Regions from separate parts of the Homo sapiens genome. Here region 1 is linked to region 2. Evidence: chromatin loops called from intact Hi-C (ENCODE). Cell type or tissue: PC-9. All regions are shown on one strand. Links, peaks and the distances in the headings refer to the core of each region. The heading gives the core; the rest is flanking DNA. Region 1 has its middle 110 kb from the start of MIR4693. Region 2 overlaps PDGFD (platelet derived growth factor D).

Evidence for each region. Hi-C counts contacts between places; a loop is a spot of excess contacts. Peaks named below come from ENCODE experiments on the same cell type or tissue, not always from the same donor. Only the 100,000 strongest peaks of a DNase experiment are listed, where the experiment ranks them.
Region 1: it touches region 2 in a loop (9-fold over the local background); 2 of 110 quality-filtered maps call a loop at or near these places.

Annotation. Positions count from the first base shown.
Region 1 is chr11:103,735,725-103,743,726 of GRCh38, forward strand. No RefSeq gene overlaps it. Among named protein-coding and RNA genes, the nearest start is that of MIR4693, 110 kb to the right of the region's middle. RefSeq lists an enhancer at 3,448-3,993. In PC-9, for the core only: no CTCF peak of the experiment used is centred there; no DNase peak of the experiment used is centred there; H3K4me3 peaks cover 923 bases.
Region 2 is chr11:103,919,332-103,927,333 of GRCh38, forward strand. It overlaps PDGFD (platelet derived growth factor D), which reads right to left. Exons shown (of 7, transcript NM_025208.5): 6 at 7,581-7,795. Among named protein-coding and RNA genes, the nearest start is that of PDGFDDN, 16 kb to the left of the region's middle. In PC-9, for the core only: no CTCF peak of the experiment used is centred there; DNase peaks (open chromatin) are centred at 3,680 and 4,340; H3K27ac peaks cover 2,500 bases.

The DNA.
Region 1 (8,002 bases), core at 2,294-4,793, 180 kb before region 2:
ACCTGATTTACTGTGCCCTGTACACGTGAAGAGGATGAAACATTACGAAGGCACTCCAAGAGCCTGCTGCCAACACCAGAAACCCGACTGTTCTAGCTAAACCCCTGATTGCTTCTAAACCAATTACTCAGAAGATGCACAATTCACAGTTTCAGAATCCATATACAGTTCACCAGTCCTCTGTCTGCCTAACTCAATCTCATACCATCACAGAACTAGAACACTTAGATTAGGGCGTCTGGGGTCTATGTTTTTGGCATTCTGCCTCAGAATGAGTGTCCTGATGTTGATACCAGGAGCCAAAAATGCAAATTAAGAAGGGTGATCATGGACCAGCTTGTGGCCTAATGGGGCAGAGGTAACTAACATGTGTGGTCCCAGACTATTATAAGGAACAATTCAATTAAGCCCCAATATGTGCTTTCCAAACCCAAAGGGCACTATACCAGGCAAAGTGTCTTGCCCTTAAATTTGAAGGGGAGCGAAAAATACCAAACTGTAAAATATCTTCATTGGGTTTGTTCCCCTAGCTCCCTGCATTTGCATGAACATGCTAGTCAGTTCAGAATCCTGTGTTTATACCTTTCATTTGGTCAGAAAGATAAAAGATATAAAGAAAGTTTCCCTATTTCTCTTCCCAACTGGCTCCCTGTGTCTGAGTTCCAAGCCACAGCATGTGACAATGGGAAATCTTATCTGTTCCAGTTATTTGCTCTTTGTAGATCTAAAACAGTTTAAGTTATAACAGCATTCCCTAGGCCTTCAGCACAAATAATTCACACTTGCAACCACACTCACAGTTACCGCAGTGTGGTATCATAAAGACTTCAGTTCTGCAAGAGACACTAAATTTAATACCAGCCTTCAGGAGCCAAAAGCCATTGCTCAGTCCTTTGCAGAGAAACCGATTTAATTAAGATGTTTTATGTCCACTTTTACACTTTTAAATGTAGAAATCTAAACATCTATAATATTAAATAATTCTGTCTTTAGAAGCATATTTTTCTCAAAAAAAAAAAAAAAAAAACCAGACTGGCAGGTTTTCATTTACACAAAATATTCCAGCATCAAGAGCCTTCTCAATTAGTTGCCAGGCTTCACTTTGTCTCAGTAAATTAGCAGAATGTAAATGAGCCAAGGTCCATGAAAAATCTCCTCATTGATTGCTTCTCTTGGTTTTGCCTCAAACCCTTCAGGGCTCGAATATTTGACAGTACGCTTTCAACTTACACACTATTTGCATGAAACTGACAGAGCTTTAAAATTTTTTTTTTTAGTCAGAGTGCCTAGAAATGCTCACAATGCATTTTAACAAGTGATAGGCCAGTCTTTCTTCAGGAATATTTGCTTTGAAAGGGTAAGAAATAATTAGACTAGCATGTGCTATCTTTGGTGAGGGTTGGCAACTTAGAACTTGGGAGCTGTTGGCAGGCCCTGGCAGTCATTGTTGGTGTTGTGGGAAGCCTTTCCAGAAGTGTGTCCAAAAATTGTAAGTGGACTCGTTCTGACCTTTTCTGGCCCTGGTCCCACCCTGTTAAAACAAGGTTTTCAGGGTAGGATTCCAAAAGGCAGAGTTGAGGTAGGAAAGCGGGACAGGATGTCATGGAGTGGAAAAAAAAATCACCAATAGTCTAGGGAATTGGGACCTCATTTGAGTCCCGGTTCTGACACTATGTGACCTTGGACAAGCTACTATTCCTGACAACAGCTTCCCCTGGGCTGTGGTACAGAGAGATTGCATGTTGGAGCAATTCCTAGCACCCACCAGTTATAGCACTGTTACTTCTACAAAAGAAAACATATAGAAATGCAAGTAAAAGCTAGGTTCTTACAGAGATAACATGGAACGCACATAAATTTCTTTTTAGAAAAAAATTACTGGCAAATTTTGGTAGTTTATTATTAGTTATCCAATTATACATAACACCCCTGTAGCCCTGTGGCTGAGAGCCAATGATGTTTCACTCTCCAAATGTAATATTTAATTATTGGAAGACTTTTCTGAGAGTTACCTTGATACAGAGGTTTAACTAAAAAAGCAAAAGTTGAACTCTCTCATCTGTAAGTGGGAATCAGCAACAATGACTGCTCCATCCTCTAGGGTTTGCTGTGAGGAGCTATAGAATGTTGCTGAATATAAAGGGCTTTGTGTAAGTGGAAAGGGGGTATCCGTGCATAGATGCCTGGAATGCTGTGTGCAGGATTGGAGGCACCACAGAGAGAGCATGAAGGTATGTGGATTAACATCACGAGGCAGGATGGGAGAGACTCTTGCGGAGAGGCCCAGGGCCCACAGTTGCTGGCAGAGCTCCCAGCAGAAACCTTGGCATGCAGTAAGAGATCTGTAGGTATCCACTGAATGGATGAATGAGTGAATGTTTCAATGAGTAAGTGAATGAATGGTGGAACAAAACTACACAATAGGTTCTGGATTATGAGTTCCAAAACAATGGATTACATTGAAACTCCTATTTCACCCTTGAGCTCTGGTGCATGTGCTAGGTCTGAGAGGGATGGTTCCAGTGACAGATGTTTATGACCAGTCTCAGTAATAGGAAGCAGAGTGTAGAGATTTAGGGCAGGGGCTTTTACATCAGATTGCCTGGGTCCAAATCCCAGATCTACCATGAGCTATTTGAGATGCTCATCATTATCTCTAACACTTCTGTGCCTTAGTTTCTGTAATATGGGGAAGAAGATGGTAATGAAGATGATGAAGATGATGGTGACTACCTCATAATATTCTCATAAGGATTAAATGAGTCAGTACACACAAAGTGTTTAGACAGTGCTTGAAGTTCTCAAAAAATTTTAGTTATTGCATTTGGACAATGAAGTATCATTGGGACCTAACTGTTTGCACTATACTTATAAATATATATATACTACTTCTAAGCAGTTTCACTTGAACTTGAGTGGGAGTTCATGCCCTGGGGAATAAAAAGGCTTAGTATTTGAAGTCAGGGAAACAAAGCCTGAAAACTTGCTCTGATTCTTACTGAGTAAACTTGGACAAATAAATCATTTTTCCTTTTTGAGGCCCAATTCCCAACATGCAAAACAGGGAAAGTAATGATGATACCTTATATGGCTGTCATGAGGAGTAAATTAAATAATACATATGAAAGGGATTTATAAACCTTAAAGACTACTTAACAATTATTGTGGGAAGCAGCCAAGATGGCCAAAGAGGAACAGCTCCAGTCTACAGCTCCCAGCGTGAGCGACACAAAAGATGGGTGATTTCTGCATTTCCATCCTAGGTACCAGGTTCATCTCACTAGGGAGTGCCAGACAGTGGGCACAGGACAGTGGGTGCAGCATACCGTACACGAGCTGAAGCAGGGCGAGGCATTGCCTCACTCGGGAAGCACAAGGGGTCAGGAAGTTCCCTTTCCTAGTCAAAGAAAGGGGTGACAGAGGGCACCTGGAAAATGGGGTCACTCCCACCCGAATACTGCGCATTTCCGACGGGCTTAAAAAACGGTGCACCACGAGATTATATCCCGCACATGGCTGGGAAGGTCCTGGCAGCGAGACGCCCACGGAGTCTCCTGATGGCTAGCACAGCAGTCTGAGATCAAACTGCAAGGCAGCAGCGAGGCTGGGGGAGGGGTGCCCGCCATTTCCCAGGCTTGCTTAGGTAAACAAAGCAGCCAGGAAACTCGAACTGGGTGGAGCCCACCACAGCTCAAGGAGGCCTGCCTGCCTCTGTAGGCTCCACCTCTGGGGGCAGGGCACAGACAAACAAAAAGACAGCAGTAACCTCCGCAGACTTAAATGTCCCTGTCTGACAGCTTTGAAGAGAGCAGTGGTTCTCCCAGTACACAGCTGGAGATCTGAGAACGGGCAGAATGCCTCTTCAAGTGGGTCCCTGACCCCCCACCCCCGAGCAGCCTAACTGGGAGGCACCCCCCAGTAGGGGCAGACTGACACCTCACACGGCTAGGTAGTCCTCTGAGACAAAACTTCCAGAGGAAGGCTCCAATTAAAAGACACAGACTGGCAAATTGGATAAAGACTCAAGACCCATCAGTGTGCTCTATTCAGGAAACCCATCTCATGTGCAGAGACACATAGAGGCTCAAAATAAAAGGATGGAGGAAGATCTACCAAGCAAATGGAAAACAAAAAAAGGCAGGGGTTGCAATCCTAGTCTCTGATAAAACAGACTTTAAAACGACAAAGTTCAAAAGAGACAAAGAAGGCCATTACATAATGGTAAAGGGATCAATTCAACAAGAAGAGCTAACTATCCTAAATATATATGCACCCAATACAAGAGCACCCAGATTCATAAAGCAAGTCCTAAGAGACCCACAAAGAGTCTTAGACTGCCACACAATAATAATGGGAGACTTTAACACCCCACTGTCAATATTAGACGGATCAACGAGACAGAATGTTAACAAGGATACCCAGGAATTGAACTCAGCTCTGCACCCAGCGGACCTAATAGACATCTACAGAACTCTCCACCCCAAATCAACAGAATATACATTTTTTTCAGCACCACACCACACCTATTCCAAAATTGACCACATAGTTGGAAGTAAAGCTCTCCTCAGCAAATGTAAAAGAACAGAAATTATAACAAACTGTCTCTCAGACCACAGTGCAATCAAACTAGAACTCAGGATTAGGAAACTCACTCAAAACCACTCAACCACATGGAAACTGAACAACCTGCTCCTGAATGACTACTCGGTACATAATGAAATGAAGGCAGAAATAAAGATGTTCTTTGAAACCAATGAGAACAAAGATACAACATACCAGAATCTCTGGGACACATTCAAAGCAGTGTGTAGAGGCAAATTTATAGCACTAAATGCCCACAAGAGAAAGCAGGAAAGATCCAAAATTGACACCCTAACATCACAATTAAAAGAACTAGAAAAGCAAGAGCAAACACATTCAAAAGCTAGCAGAAGGCAAGAAATAACTAAAATCAGAGCAGAACTGAAGGAAATAGAGAAACAAAAAACCCTTCAAAAAATTAATGAATCCAGGAGCTGGTTTTTTGAAAGGATCAACAAAATTGATAGACCACTAGCAAGACTAATAAAGAAGAAAAGAGAGAAGAATCAAATAGACGCAATAAAAAATGATAAAGGGGATATCACCACCGATCCCACAGAAATACAAACTACCATCAGAGAATGCTACAAACACCTCTACACAAATAAACTAGAAAATCTAGAAGAAATGGATAAATTCCTCGACACACACACCCTCCCAAGACTAAACCAGGAAGAAGTTGAATCTCCGAATAGACCAATAACAGGCTCTGAAATTGTGGCAATAATCAATAGCTTACCAACAAAAAAGAGTCCAGGACCAGATGGATTCACAGCTGAATTGTACCTGAGGTACAAGGAGGAATTGGTACCATTCCTTCTGAAACTATTCCAATCAACAGAAAAAGAGGGAATCCTCCCTAACTCATTTTATGAGGCCAGCATCATCCTGATACCAAAGCCAGGCAGAGACACAACCAAAAAAGAGAATTTTATACCAATATCCTTGATGAACATTGATGCAAAAATCCTCAATAAAATACTGGCAAACCAAATCCAGGAGCACATCAAAAAGCGTATACACCATGATCAAGTGGGCTTCAACCCTGGGATGCAAGGCTGGTTCAATATACGCAAATCAATAAATGTAATCCAGCATATAAACAGAACCAAAGACAAAAACCACATGATTATCTCAATACATGCAGAAAAAGCCTTTGACAAAATTCAACAACCCTTCATGCTAAAAACTCTCAATAAATTAGGTATTGTTGGGATGTATCTCAAAATAATAAGAGCTATCTATGAAAAACCCACAGCCAATATCATACTGAATGGGCAAAAACTGGAAGCATTCCCTTTGAAAACTGGCACAAGACAGGGATGCCCTCTCTCACCACTCCTATTCAACATAGTGTTGGAAGCTCTGGCCAGGGCAATTAGGCAGGAGAAGGAAATAAAGGGTATTCAATTAGGAAAAGAGGAAGTCAAATTGTCCCTGTTTGCAGATGACATGATTGTATATCTAGAAAACCCCATTGTCTCAGCCCAAAATCTCCTTAAGCTGATAAGCAACTTCAGCAAAGTCTCAGGATACAAAATCAATGTACAAAAATCACAAGCACTCTTATACACCAATAACAGACAAACAGAGAGCCAAATCATGAGTGAACTCCCATTCACAATTGCTTCAAAGAGAATAAAATACCTAGGAATCCAACTTACAAGGGACACGAAGGACCTCTTCAAGGAGAACTACAAACCACTGCTCAATGAAATAAAAGAGGATACAAACAAATGGAAGAACATTCCATGCTCATGGGTAGGAAGAATCAATATCATGAAAATGGCCATACTGCCCAAGGTAATTTATAGATTCAATGCCATCCCCATCAAGCTACCAATTACTTTCTTCACAGAACTGGAAAAAACTACTGTAAAGTTCATATGGAACCAAAAAAGAGCTCTCATCGCCAAGTCAATCCTAAGCCAAAAGAACAAAGCTGGAGGCATCATGCTACCTGACTTCAAACTATACTACAAGGCTACAGTAACCAAAACAGCATGGTACAGGTACCAAAACAGAGATATAGAGCAATGGAACAGAACAGAGCCCTCAGAAATAATGCAGCATATCTACAACTATCAGATCTTTGACAAACCTAAGAAAAATAAGCAATGGGAAAAGGATTCCCTATTTAATAAATGGTGCTGGGAAAACTGGCTAGCCATATGTAGAAAGCTGAAACTGGATCCCTTCCTTATACCTTATACAAAAATTAATTCAAGATGGATTAAAGACTTAAACGTTAGACCTAAAACCATAAAAACCCTAGAAGAATACCTAGGCATTACCATTCAGGACATAGGCATGGGCAAGGACTTCATGTCTAAAACACCAAAAGCAATGGCAACAAAAGCCAAACTTGACAAATGGGATCTAATTAAACTAAATAGCTTCTGCACAGCAAAAGAAACTACCGTCAGAGTGAACAGGCAACCTACAAAATGGGAGAAAATTTTCGCAACCTACTCATCTGACAAAGGGCTAATATCCAGAATCTACAATGAACTCAAACAAATTTACAAGAAAAAAACAAACAACCCCATCAAAATGTGGGCGAAGGACATGAGCAGACACTTCTCAAAAGAAGACATTTATGCAGCCAAAAAACACATGAAAAAATGCTCGCCATCACTCGCCATCACTGGTTTGATTTGATGCAAATCAAAACCACAATGAGATACCATCTCACACCAGTTAGAATGGCAATCATTAAAAAGTCAGGAAACAACAGGTGCTGGAGAGGATGTGGAGAAATAGGAACACTTTTACACTGTTGGTGGGACTGTAAACTAGTTCAACCATTGTGGAAGTCAGTGTGGCGATTCCTCAGGGATCTAGAACTAGAAATACCATTTGATCCAGCCATCCCATTACTGGGTATATACCCAAAGGACTATAAATCATGCTGCTATAAAGTCACATGCGCACGTATGTTTATTGCGGCACTATTCACAATAGCAAAGACTTGGAACCAACCCAAGTGTCCAACAATGACAGACTGGATTAAGAAAATGTGGCACATATACAACATGGAATACTATAAAGCCATAAAAAATGATGAGTTCATGTCCTTTGTAGGGACATGGATGAAACTGGAAATCATCATTCTCAGTAAACTATTGCAAGAACAAAAAACCAAACACCGCATATTCTCACTCATAGGTGGGAATTGAACAATGAGAACACATGGACACAGGAAGGGGAACATCACACTCTGGGGACTGTTGTGGGGTGTGGGGAGTGGGGAGGGATAGCATTAGGAGATATACCTAATGCTAAATGACGAGTTAATGGGTGCAGCACACCAGTATGGCACACGTATACATATGTAACTAACCCGCACATTGTGCACGTGTACCCTAAAACTTAAAGTATAATAATAATAAAATAAAATAAAATAAAAACAAGGAAAAAA
Region 2 (8,002 bases), core at 2,786-5,285:
AGGCAGAAAAGCTATCTGCTGAGTCTGGTTCTTGTTTATTGAGAATATAAAAAAAGGCTGTTAAGGCCTTGTAACAGTTCTCAAATTAATGGCTGACTTAGGAACACAAGTACGTATTTCAGGACAAATGCATTATATAAACCCAAATCATTAAGAGTTTAAGATTCTTCCTTTTTTTTTTTTTTTTTTTTTTTGAGATGGAGTTTCAGTCTTCTTGCCCAGGCTAGAGTGCAATGGTGTGATCCCGGGTCACTGCAACCTCCACCTCCCGGGTTCAAGTGATTCTCCTGCCTCAGCCTCCCAAGTAGCTGGGACTACAGGCACGTGCCACCACGCCTGGCTAATTTTTGTATTTTTAGTAGAGATGGGGTTTCCCCACGTTGGCCAGGCTGGTCTTGAACTCCTGACCTCAGGTGATCTGCCTGCCTCAGCCTCCCAAAATGCTGGGATTACAGGCATGAGCCACTGCGCCCGGTCTCTTCCTAACTTCTAAACCAGGCTGTTTTCAGCACACACAGTTTCTCAAGGAAAAAAAAAAGCTTCTCTTTTGATCTCTTTCATGCTTATAGCCTTTATAAAAAATGTACACAGAGTCAATATTTTTAAGGGATGCTAGTGAATTATTCTGAAACCTAAGTGACTACAAGCAAAAATATCTTGAGAAGGGATAACATATTATTTCCTCCCTGAGTAATTACTCAACCTGCAGGCAATAATCACAGCAGTGGCTGGCATTGTAACAGAAGGACTGATATCAAGTCCCAAGACACAGTACTCAGTTAAAAAGACATAAATGACAAACAGCTCAACAGTGTTATATTAAGAAGTTAAGCTTGAAGGTGACAAAAAGCTGGGTTATAGTGGGAGTTTATAACATGCTCATGAATTTTGAAAATGCAATCATGATATCTGTGCATATTTACTTCAAATAGATGCGTTCTGTGAGACTCTAGGGTTACTATGAGGTGTACTCAGTTGCAGTTTTAACTTTACAGAACTAAATAGTTAAATGATTTTGACAGCACCTTAGAGGATTATTGACTACATGTTCAGCCTACCAATTGCAGAAAACATAATGGAAAGCCTGGGTGGGCACTACATTTCAGAGCATGGCATTAGCATTGGGTATCACTCATGACACAGATGGGCCTTGTCTGCTTGGGGAGTACCTTGCCCCATGTGGCAAGTTTGCCGCTTTGGCAGGAAGGCCTGATGTGAAGCTAGATTGAGAAGGGAGAAGGTGTGCAGTTTGTAATACTTAAACAAGGAGTTCACTAACTTGTAAGTGAGTCATCAGGGAAGAAATGTAATCAGAACTGAGAAAGCCAGACCAGGCTCTCATCTAATTCCACCCACATCTGTCTTGTACTTTATAGTCTTCAGATGCCTTCATTCACCCAGTATCCCCAGGTGGTAAGAAGCACATGTGTTATCATTGCCATTGTCAAGATGAGTGAATTAACTTTTTTATAAGCAGTCTATAAACATTTACTGTTCTGGATCATATCTTTATTCTTTTTGCATTTACCTAGCATTTCAACCACCAATTTGTTTTTATTCCTTACACAATTTCATTAAGATTTTGGGGGCAGGATAAAGTGTAACAACAGATAATGAATATGATGTAATTTCAGGTTTGCCTGGGAACTCAAAATTGTAGGTTATTATGGGGATTAAGTGAGGAAACCTGAGGCCCTGGGAAGTTTTAAGTGGCTGGTCCTCAGTTGCCCCTCCATGTGGCAAAGCTGGAACCAGAACCCACATCTTTTCTAGTCCTGCAAGTTTTCTGCTCTATTGCCCTCTCTTGGTAGGAAAACATCACAGACCATGAGGCTTCACTTAAAGGTGGAGAAAGGACAAGAGGCAGAGAGACTCCACAAGTTCTAGCTATGAGGTTTCCAAAAAAATAACAGAAAAGAGATTTTCTTGACTTTTATTATGGTTAGGTATAATCATGACCCAAAAACTCCCTCCCTATTGCTAGAGAAGGAAAACTCCTTGCGCGAAATTTATTTTCTGTTTCTTTGGTCTCAATTTGAAAATTTAGGTACTTTTTTTTCAATAACAGACGTTTCAAACATGTAAAAACAAAGTACTATTCTTTTACCTCAAATCTGAAGGTCAACAGTGTATTACTCTAACCTCATATTTCATGTATAAATACAGATGCTCGTTGACTTATGATGGGGCTATATCCTGATAAACCCATTGGAGGTTAAAAATATTTTAAGTTGAAAATGCATTAATACCCCCCCATAAACCCACTGAAAAGTAAAAAAAAAAAAAATCTAAATCTAACCATCATTGAGGATAATCTGTACCAATTTATTAATACATCTCCTAACTCTTAAACTGTGATAAAATGCAAATGTTTAATACAAAATTCTACCTTAGAACAAGAAGAAGTCATTTTTTTTTCATTTTGTCTAGATGTCTAAGTGATTCTAGATGCTATAAATGTGCCAGAATCAGAGATAGGTATAGGCTTGTGCCATTCAACAAGGTAGTCACGGCCTTGTGTGGTAATTTAAATTTCAATTAGTTAAAACTAAATAAAATTAAAAATTTAGTTTCTATTTGTGCTACACACATTTCAAGTGCCCAACAGCCACATGTTGCTAGTGACTACCATATGGAACATTGCAAATATAGGTTATTCCTATCACTACAGGAAGATCTATTAGACAGTGCAGGTGGTTAGGTCAAGCATCCTGAGAAAATTATGAGAGGAAGAACAGAGGAAATTAACATCTATCTTTATCTCTTTGATGCTTCCTATGTTTTTGGCTGTTGACTAAATGGATACAGCCAGGGCACCAAATCATGAAAAACAGTTGAGTAATAATTTAATAGGTCACTATACTTTTAGGAAATATCCTCTTCCTTCATTATACACTATCAAGAGAAGAGAACTGAAATAATAGTTTCTTCTAATTGTCTACACAATACGTTTTTCTGGAATCCTCCCTTTAACAAAAATCACTACCCAAATTATCTTTTATATTCTATGATGGGGTTCAGGACACTGTACTCCCAAATGTTTTAAGCTGAAGGAATTTGAGAAAACAAGAAAAGCAGAAAGATCACTCTGACCTTCCCCTCACCCTCCATCCTGAAGGAAGTCATAAAACCTAGGATTTTCTGACCTTCCCATGTAGCAAGTCATAAGACCCTCATGCGAGAGGTGCCCCTGTTATACCCAGAAGAAAGAAGAATTCCCCCCCGCCTTTTTGTTTGAGATGTGGTCTTACTCTGTCACCCAGGCTAGAGTGCAGTTGCATGATCATGTTCTGCTGCAACCTTGAACTCCTGGGCTCAAGCAATTCTCCTGCCTCAGCCTCCCAAGTAGCTCAGACCACAGACACATCCTCCACACTTGGCTACTTAAAAATAATTCCTTTTTTTTATTATTTATTTATTTTTTTTTTAGAGATGGGGGGGTCTCGCTATGTTGACCCGGTTGATCTTGAACTCATAGCCTCAAGGGATCATCCCACCTTGGCCTCTCAAAGTGCTGAGATTACAGGCATGAGCCACTGCTCCTGGCCTAAGAATCCTTATCTCCAAAGACAAAGGTAGAACAAATAAGAATCTGAACAAACAGGCCTTGCTAATTTTCCCCAGTTTATTACCATTAGATCATACTCTGCCCTATCATATTTCTCCACAACTATCCACACTTTATCAAACTTACTGTAAAAAATTATCAGGTTGAACCACTTTTTTGGGTCTTCCTTACCAAGGCCTCTGTGTCACGTAAAACATATTCAATAAATGAGTACACTTTTCCTTTGTTATTCTGTCTTTTGTTATAGTGGCCTCAGCCATGAACCTAGGAAGGGTGGAAGAAAAGGTATTTTTCCTACTCTATATCTAGTATATTCCAAGAAGCATAGAATGATTGTTTAGAAAGAGGAAAAATACTTCAACAGGGTACCTACAAACTTTTGAGAGCAAGAAATAATAAAGACAGTCACATTTTACTGCACAGTGAAAACCGCTCAAAACCCTACAGGACAACTAATATGACCTGTGAAAAAAGCAATATTAGCTTCGTTAGAAGCTTTCCAGTTTCCCAGATTTAAATTCCTTAAGGTTGAGCACTGAAATATTTGTGGAGAATCACACAAGCCTGTTATGTGACAAGGTCTCATTACCCCCTTAAGGGTGCTCATCTTTCACAGAAACTCATTTCACATCTCATCAGTTGCAACCATGAGCTGGGGAAACTGGTTTCTCATTTCTCAGAGGTAAGAATACAGACACAGAATTCAGAATAAAGGACTAGAATTTTTCCCTAATGAGACTAGGCTCAAGCAACCCCCACTTCTGGAAATGGAATAAGCCTTTTGCTGTTTCCCACAGGGCACTTGACAGTGATAATTGTGACACATCTCAAAGGTATTTCAGGAGTCTCAGGGGCATATGACAGGAGTGTTTGTTCCAGGTAAGCAGTTACTGGCTGGTGATGGATGTTTATTTTTCCTTTCATCCAGCACTTGACAGAGTGATTTTATAGAGCTTTGCAGAGTTCTAGAAGTAAAAATATTAGGACACATGTCTTAAAGAGATGCTTTAGATACAGTTTCAAAGGATGCCAATGTTTCAAATCCACTCATGCGACTGAACAAAGAGATCAAGAGTTTTCCCCTCTACACATTAACTGAGAACAGAAATTTGCAAGTAATGGTTATTGTGTAGAGAGATAAGAAAGGAACTAAGAGGAGGAGGGTAGCCAGGCCTTCAGTGTTCTTCAAAACTAACTGGCTGGGAGGCAAGGGTCTTTGGGGGTCTATGGTTCACTCTGCTCTTCCCACAATAAGTAATTTTTTAAATCAAGCTAAAAATTCTATCTGAGCATAGAGTCAAGATAAAAATAAAGCACTCCACAAATACATCAAAGTCCTGACCTTGAATGTTCTTCCTCACAGTTACTACTAGGTAGAGACCTTGTCACTTCCTAGATTATTTTAACTATAACCTGATTACTGCATTCTGCATTTATCCTTGGGGTATGATTAAAGGTTATAAAATTCAGGTTCTTAGAAGTGAAGGACAACATCCAATCTAGAGTTCATCAGTTCATACAAAAATAAAACACAATGAACATAGATGATAGCATTCTCTAGATATGAGAACATTTTTTTTCCTTTGAAAACAGTGGGGTGGATCAAGCAATTCTTATGACTTAAGAAAATATGTTCCATGTAGGGCTAAAATAGTGTTTCCCTGTCTGAAGTAAGTATGGTCATGGTGGAACAATTTCCTACATTTTCCAAGTTGAAAATATCAATTATTACATACTCATTTTTGCTTAATCCAGAAGTTACCTCCTAACTTACTACGATTTTTGTGTTGTTTTCAGAATAGAAATCAAAACCAAAACACCACCACCACCACAAAAGCCTCCAAAAAACAGTTTTACAAAGCTGGAGATTTTGTTTAGAGAGAACTACCTATTCCTTTGTTGTGGTGGACACTTTTTAAAAATTATTATTATACTTTAAGTTGTGGGATACTTGTGCAGAACGTGCAGGTTTGTTACGTAGGTATACACGTGCCATGGTGGTTTGCTGCACCCTTTAACCCATCACCTACATTAGGTATTTCTCCTAATGCTATCCCTCCCCCAACCCCCAACCCACCGACAGCCCCCAGTGTGTGATGTTCCCTTCCCTGTGTCCCTGTGTTCAACTCTCACTTATGAGTGAGAACATGTGGTGGTTGGTTTTCTGTTCCTGTGTTAGTTTGCTGAGAATGATGGTTTCTAGCTTCATCCGTGTCTCTGCAAAGGACGTGAACTCATCCTTTTTTAAGGCTGCAAAGTATTCCATGGTGTATATGTGCCACATTTTCTTTATCCAGTCTATCACTGATGGGCATTTGGGTTGGTTCCAAGTCTTTGCTATTGTGAATAGTGCTGCAATAAACATATGTGTGCATGTGTCTTTATAGCAGAATGATCTATAATCATTTGGGTATATACCCAGTAATGGGATTGCTGTGGACACTGATGGAGAGCAACTCAAACAGTAATTCCTAACAATGATGTTTGCTTCATATTTTAGTTTATATTTTAAAACATATTTCTGCATGATGTTTAACATCTTGCAAAATATATTTCATATGCATTATTTTATTTGACCCTCAGAGCAACTCTGGAAGGGGTTATCTGATATATTAATTTTTCAGTCCTATTTAAATATGTGAAAACTGAGTCAAAACTTTAGTGACTTGCATGTGTTTCCACAATAATAAAGTAATTAGAGCTGCTGCCTATGTCACGGAAGAGCTCTAACTCCTCTTCAGTCTACTCTCTCTCTCTCTCTCTATGTGTGTGTGTCTGTGTATATATATATATATATATACACAGACACACACACACATATATATATATATATATATGTAATTTTTTTTTTGAGATGGAGTTTCTTTTACCCAGGCTGGAGTGCAATGGCGCGATCTCAGCTCACTGCAACCTCCGCCTCCCGGGTTCAAGTGATTCTCCCGCCTCAGCCTCCTGAGTAGCTGGGATTACAGGTGCCTGCCATCACGCCTGGCTAATTTTTGTATTTTTAGTAGAGACGGGGTTTTGCCATGTTGGCCACGCTGTTCTTGAACTCCTGACCTCAGGTGATCCACCCACCTCGGCCTCCCAAAGTGCTAGGATTACAGGCGTGAGCCACTGCGCCCGGCCTATCTTTTATGCTCAATAAAGTGCTATATATTACTAGTGATAAGAAAAACCATAGACCCTGGAACCAGTGGATTGGAGTTGGAGTCCTGGCTCTGTGATTTACTGACCAGGCCATGCTGGCCAACTTACTGATCCTCTTAGGGCTCAGTTTACTCACCTATAAAAAAAGAATAAAAATAGTGACATTTTTACAATATTGTTGATGGGGTGCTAAATGAGCTAATGATTACTTACAATAGTTTTTGTCAAGCAATAAATGCCATTGTTACTATTATTAAGGTTATTGTGCTCTTTAAGTTTTTGTTCCTCCTATATTCTTTTACTTTTGTCTATTTTTGCATAATCCAAGAGCTGATTCCCTGAGTAGCACTTAATAATAGTTAAAATAAACTGAGCATTTCCGGTTGAAACATACTTCATATTTAGAAAATAAAAAGATCTTTGACAATTTATATTTTGCTATCTTTATTGTGCCAAATTTATTAAATGATATAATTGAATTAAGGTTTTGCTTATGAGATTGTGCCGTCATATCCTGTAAATGAATAACATCATATTTCTCTTTTTTTCTGTCTTTCTGCAAGTAGGTCAAGCTCTGAAATTACTGTATCACATATTTGATTATATATTCTAACAATGTTGATGTTGATCCACATGGTGTATTGTTCAAATTAGAAAAAACAGTGCCTTCGTCAGGATAGGATTAACCTGTCATCAGGACACTTGGCTTGGCAAACCTAGTGTGGGTAGAATTTCTGCTCCTAATCAAACCCTGGCTGGGTGCCCTTGTGCAGTGAACAACCTGAACAACTGTATGCAATGGCCCTGTCTTCCTGAATCCTATAGATTAAGCATTGCAACAAGAAATCTAAGAATGACATACCTCATGATACTTTTTCACGGTTTTCCCTGAATTGCATGTGCAGGACCTCCAGTTGACAGTTCCACAGCCACAATTTCCTCCACAGCGCTGCACGAGGAGGCAACGTGGAAAGAAGACCACATTGGCCAACTTCAGCTCTTCTCTTATATTGACCGAGTAATTCCTGGGAGTGCAACTGTAACGCTTGGCATCATCATTGAGCCTATCCAGGTCAACTGTAAGCAAATACATGCACTGTGTAAGCAAACACAACAGTAAGCACAATTGCTCAGCATGTGTTTTGGGGAATAGAGTGGGAAGATTCTGTGAGGACAACTTTAATCCTGGGATTAAATCCATCCTCAGGCTCTCAATTACTGGGAACCTAAAGTAAAAGACCTAATTTCTCTCTTGATCCCATCTACCCTTTGAAAATAACAACA